2 separate regions of the Homo sapiens genome follow, and region 1 is linked to region 2. A link is a loop called in an ENCODE intact Hi-C map of the cell type or tissue named here. Cell type or tissue: mammary epithelial cell. All regions are shown on one strand. Each heading gives the region's core, and the rest is flanking DNA. Links, peaks and the distances in the headings are about the cores only. Region 1 overlaps DNM1L (dynamin 1 like). Region 2 overlaps BICD1 (BICD cargo adaptor 1).

What was found. A loop is a pair of places that touch in the nucleus more often than their neighbours do. Peaks named below come from ENCODE experiments on the same cell type or tissue, not always from the same donor. Only the 100,000 strongest peaks of a DNase experiment are listed, where the experiment ranks them.
Region 1: a loop joins it to region 2, with 4 times the contacts of the local background. A loop is called at or near these places in 4 of 110 quality-filtered maps.

The regions. Positions count from the first base shown.
Region 1 is chr12:32,717,841-32,720,766 of GRCh38, reverse strand. DNM1L (dynamin 1 like) reads right to left here. Exons shown (of 20, transcript NM_012062.5): 7 at 2,004-2,124; 8 at 1-103. Among named protein-coding and RNA genes, the nearest start is that of YARS2, 37 kb to the left of the region's middle. In mammary epithelial cell, for the core only: no CTCF peak of the experiment used is centred there; a DNase peak (open chromatin) is centred at 1,616; H3K27ac peaks cover 2,272 bases.
Region 2 is chr12:32,364,084-32,367,009 of GRCh38, reverse strand. The region is part of intron 8 of BICD1 (BICD cargo adaptor 1); the gene reads right to left. Among named protein-coding and RNA genes, the nearest start is that of FGD4, 34 kb to the left of the region's middle. In mammary epithelial cell, for the core only: a CTCF peak has its summit at 1,363; a DNase peak (open chromatin) is centred at 1,369.

The sequences.
Region 1 (2,926 bases), core at 315-2,814, 350 kb before region 2:
TCCATTTCTATTGGCCAGAGATGGATATTTCTTTTGAAGAAAAGCATACTCATCACGGATTGAATCAGTTACACTCTTCTTGTTGTTAATATCTAGCTGGCTCCTGAGGTTGAAAAAATAACGAAACTATTCAGCTTAACTGTTGTCCTCTTCCTACCTTAGATGATGACAGCACCAGGCATTGTTCTCTAATACCTGACAGGGACTGTTTTATTTAATTCTCACAATAATTTTATGTGGCAGGTATTATTACCCCATTGTATAGCAAGGAACTGAGGCTCACAAAAACTAACTTACCCCAGGTCACACACTAACTGGCATAGCCAAGACTTGAACTAAGTGAATTGTAAGTAACTAGTGCCTAAATAGAGTAGGCCTCATTATTACCATTAACTATAGACAAAAACAATAAGTAACAGGTATAGACAGGTATAAAAATATAAGAGTATCTTAGTCAACTGTATATTTTATCCATGGACAGGGAACTAATTTCTCCCAAAAATAATTAAGTTAACTTGAAGAACAATCATCTACAAACAACGAACAGTGTTAGGCCACCTCCTTACCTGAAAAAGGAGACAGCTGGAATTGGGAGTGGGGATGGGAGAATGACAGTGGGGATGGGAGAATGACAGTAGGGTTGGAATGGAAGGACATTAAAATAGAAGCAGACAACTGGAATGGATCTTATGTATCAGGCAGTAAAAACATTTTCATTTTCTAAAGGCTTGAGACCCAAAGACATTAGGTGTCATTTAAACCTACGTTGTATCTAGTTTATGTAAGAACTAGGACTATAACTCAGATTTCATGATAATTTCAGTGTTTCCTACCATATGAAGGCTTTGGACTAAAAGAGATATTCATCCGAATCCAGCTCTTTCACTACCCACGTGACTTTTGGTTAAATGTATAACCTGAGGTTTCTGATTATAAAATAGACATCAACACCTACCTCAGGGGATGCTGTGAGGATTCCAAGAGATACCATTTGCAAATTGCTCACAGTAGAGTGTCTAAAACGTAATTAGACACTCAATAATAATTTCCTTTTCCCGATTTTTAATACCAACTATTTATAATTAGGATACCTTTAATAAAATTTCTCCAAGTCACATCCTGGCAATTACACAGAATCACTAATGCTAGGGATTAAACCAATCTATTAAAATCTTGTCACCTTTAATTAGACACTCAATACTAGTTTCCTTTTCCCAGTTTTTAATACCAACTATTTATAAATTAGGATACCTTTAATACAATTTCTCCAAGTCACATCCTGGCAATTACACAGAAGCATCACTAATGCCAGGGATTAAAACCAATCTATTAAAATCCTGCCACCTTAAACTCTTTCTCGATTGGGTGCACATTAGATAATTTTTCCCTTACCCAGTACCTCCTCATACATAGCTTAACATGATAGGCAAGAATTCTTAAAGCCTGGCTATTACAACATTTCTTCCATTTTGTGGTATTGCTTACTTTAGAAACATTTTCCAGTAAAAATGTCTATGGGGCAGGCACAGTGGCTCATGCCTGTAATCCCAGCACCTGGGAAACCAAGGTTGGAGGATTGCTTGAGCCCAGGAAGTCGAGACAAGCCTGGGCAACATGGCAAGACCTTGTCACTACAAAAAAATTTAAAATTAGCCAGGTGTGGTGATACACACCTATAGTCTCAGCTACTTGAAAGGCTGAAGTGAAAGGATCACTTGAGCCCAGAGGTTGATGCTACAATGAGCCACAATCACGCCACTGCATTCCAGCCTAGGCAACAGAGAGAGACCCTATTTCAAAAAAAAAAAAAAATTCTCTCTCTTTTCTCCCTTTAGGGCAACGGATTCTTTAGCAATACCAAGATCATAATAAAAGGGAGAAAAAATATAGTACAGCATCACATTTCAAACAGATTTTAGAAATTCAGACTTGCTCTGAAGTGAGAATGCTTATCCCATTCTAAGAATGCTTATCCCAATTCTTATCCCATTCTAACTGCTAACCTGTTAACTACTCCAATTATTCCAAGTTTGACTGGAATAACCCTTCCCATCAATACATCCATGGCATCAGTACCCGCATCCATGAGATCAAGTTTAGTGATTACAGCTAGGGTTCTGCGACCTGGTAAATGCAAAAAGAAAAAAGGGCAAAGAAAAGAAAGAAAATGATCCATTAAATACAACTATTTAGTGTTAATAAAGGAAAACCCTCATCTACAATCCCACTTAGTATTACCTCTGTCATCATTTTGGTAATGCCTTACTTACCAGTGCTTTTTTAAAAATAATGTTAAACATTGTGTATAATTTTTTAAAACATTTTTGCCGGGCACGGTGGCTCACACCTGTAATTCTAGCAGTTTGGAAGGCCAAGGCGGGTGGATCACCTGAGATCAGGAGTTTGAGACCAGCCTGACTAACATGGTAAAACCCCATCTCTACTAAAAATACAAAAATTAGCCAGGCACAGTGGCAGACGCCTGTAATCCCAGCTGCTCGGGAGGCTGAAGCAGGAGAATTGCTTGAACCCGAGAGGCAGAGGTTGCAGTGAGCTGAGATCGTGCCATTGCACTTCGGCCTGGGTGACAGAGCAGGACTCCATCTAAAATATATATATATACTATACATATAAAATATATATACTATATTATATATAAAATATATATAGTATATATATAAAATATGTATAGTATATATATAAAATATGTATAGTATATATAGTATGTATAGTATATATTTATAATATATATACTATATATATTATATATACTATACATACTATATATACTATATATAATATATATACTATATATACTATATTTTATATATATATAAAATATATACTATATTTTATATATATACTATATATAGTATATATAAATATATATAGTATATACTATATATAGTATATTTATAAAATATAT
Region 2 (2,926 bases), core at 294-2,793:
TTGTTTTTACCATTTTAAAGTCACAATATAACACACTAGGTTAATAAAGTGCTAGCTAGTAAAAATCAAGCTTTAGCTGGGTTAATCATCTACTCCAAGAAAGTAGTGCCTGGTGTTCTAAAAAAAAATCAAAGAGCAGTCTGTTTACTGGTACTAGGTGACTATATTAGAATCATGCAAGAAGCTGGTTAGAAATGCATATACGTCATATTTCTCCAAAAAGATTTTTGCAAACAAGTTAAAATTGGAATTAAACTTAAAAATTATTCTTAAATAATTGAAGCATTTCCTCTTGCCAACTGCTTAGACTGTATTTGCTTAGCAAATCCCTTTCCTTATATGTGTTTGTTTGTTTGTTTATTTGAGACAGAGTTTTGCTCTTGTTGCCCAGGCTGGAGTGCAATGGTGCAATCTCAGCTCACTGCAACCTCCGCCTCCTGGGTTCAGGCGATTCTCCTGCCTCAGCCTCCCGAGGTGATTCTCCTGCCTCAGCCTCCCAAGGAGCAGGGATTACAGGCATGTGCCACCACACCCGGCTAATTTTGTATTTTTAGTAGAGACAGGGTTTCACCATATTGGTCAGGCTGGTCTTGAACTCCTGACCTCAGGTGATCCACCTGCCTCGGCCTCCCAAAGTGCTGGGATTACAGGCGTGAGCCACTGCACCCGGCCTCCTTATATGTTATGTAAATAATATTTAATCCACATTATCACAAAGTCTGGATTTATAGCCTTAACGAGGCTCTACTGATATTTACATTTGAAGTCTTCTATTTAAGTATCACTGTTATATTCTGTTATAAAAAAGCCTGCCTATATAGTTACATAACTCCAGAATTTAAAATTCGAAAAAACTGCTGATGCTTTTCCAGAAATACACTAAAACTGTTTGTGATGCAAAGTAGAATACAATATAAGGCAGGCTTGATTTTTGTTCACTCAAGAAAACATTACTGAAGGAACCCTTTTATATGGTGGTCTTTGTTGCCATCTTATTAATTAGCGCATCTTAATAGGAACAAGGAGATCTGATTTTTGTTTAGTAGCTGGTGTTCGGATGATCATACTCAGTAAAAATCTTTCAAATATAACAAATCTGTTTTCTCAGATTGAGGAAATTCCTTTTTTAACTCCGTTTTCCCATTTTGCAGCATTGATTAGCTCCAGATTCCCTTTTGTAGAAACTCAGAGTCTTAAGGAATGCATTCTTTTGTCTTTTAAAAATCTTTGCTCCTTTTGTCTTCTCCAACAGCTTTCCTGCCTATCTGAGTGGTAATTTAGGAATGTCTTAGACTAATTTGACAACTATTTTGATAAGGCCACCAGACAGGCAGTTAAGTCAACCAGGTGTGTGCTGCCCTCCGATGGTGTATTTGGGTAAATGCAATGGATGTAAAAACCACTCTGGATTCCTTATGTCTTACATTGCCAGGGAGGTATAATGAAACTCTTCTAAAGCAGAGTAGTGGCCTCTGTGGAATAGCGATCCTTAGAATTAGAGTAACTAGAGTATTAAAATGGCTTACATCTTTTAAAAATATCTCATATATTTGACTTTGTTTTGCCAATACAGTCACAGATTATTATTCATTCAAAATATAATTTATGGTAAAATTCAGACAGCAGGTGATCAGAACCACAGTGTACTCCCTTAATGAAATGCTAGAGAGGTGGTAGACATTCTTCTTATTTGTAGTGAATATCACTTTTTCCTTCATTAGAAGTAACATCATCTCTGGCTAATATTTATTTTTTATTTTATTTTATTTTTGAGACAAGAGTTTTGCTCTTGTTGCCCAGGCTGGAGTGCAATGGCACAATCTCGGCTCACTGCAATCTCCGCCTCCTGGGTTCATGCAATTCTCCTGCCTCAGCCTCCCGAGTAGTTGGGATTACAAGCGTGCGCCACCACGCCCAGCTAATTGTTTGTATTTTTAGTAGAGACGGGGTTTCACCGTGTTAACCAGGCTGGTCTCTAACTCCTGACTTCGGGTGATCCACCCACCTTGGCCTCTCAGAGTGCTGGGATTACAGGTGTGAGCCACTGCACTCGGCCTATTTATTTAGTTTTTGAGACAGGATGTCATGCTGTTGCCTAGGTGGCTATCATAGCTCACTTCAGCATCCAACGCCTGGGCTCAAGTGATCCTCCTGCCTCAGCCTCTTGAGTAGCTGGGACCACAGGCACACACCACCACACCCTGCTAATTTTTTAAATTTTTGTAGAGACAGGTTCTAGCTATTTTGCCTAGGCTGGTCTTGAACTCCGGGCCTCAAGCAGTCTTCCTGCCTCGGCCTCCCAAGATGTGGGGATTGTAGGTGTGAGCCACTGCTCCTAGCCAAGCTAATGATGATTATTTTTCATTTATTATTTATAAGCACTTAGCTACGTGTTATCCTTAAAGAATAAAAAACAAATTTCATAGATAAAATGGTGATGGACTTAAAAAATTAAACTAAAATGTAGCTACATTGCTCTGACTCAGTTGTCTTCTAAATCCCTCTTCTCGGGTCTACAGCCCTCCAGTTGTGTCAATTGTAGCCTGGCTGAGCCACGGATGTGTCTTAGGATGTACTTTGTAAAATGAAGGAGGTAGGTTGGGAGGCTGAGGAAGTCCCTTGTAGCTCTGAGATGCTGCAGGCTCTGAGTGATCTCCCCTGCTCCGTCTAGGATCTATTCTGCTAGGCTCACCCTTGAAGGAACTAGACCACATCTCGTTGCTTTGGGGGGAATAAAAGATGACAACTATGTGCATGAAGGAGCAGGCATTGTAGAACCCACAAAGCCATTGCTGTTGTTTGGCCACCAGGGTTTGTCTAAACCATTCAACAGTCAAGTTACTAAACTCCTATTTTGTGTCAGAAACTGTGTTAGGCAGCAGGGGGAAAAAGGTGAACAGAGAAAATGTGGTCTCTGTTTTATCAA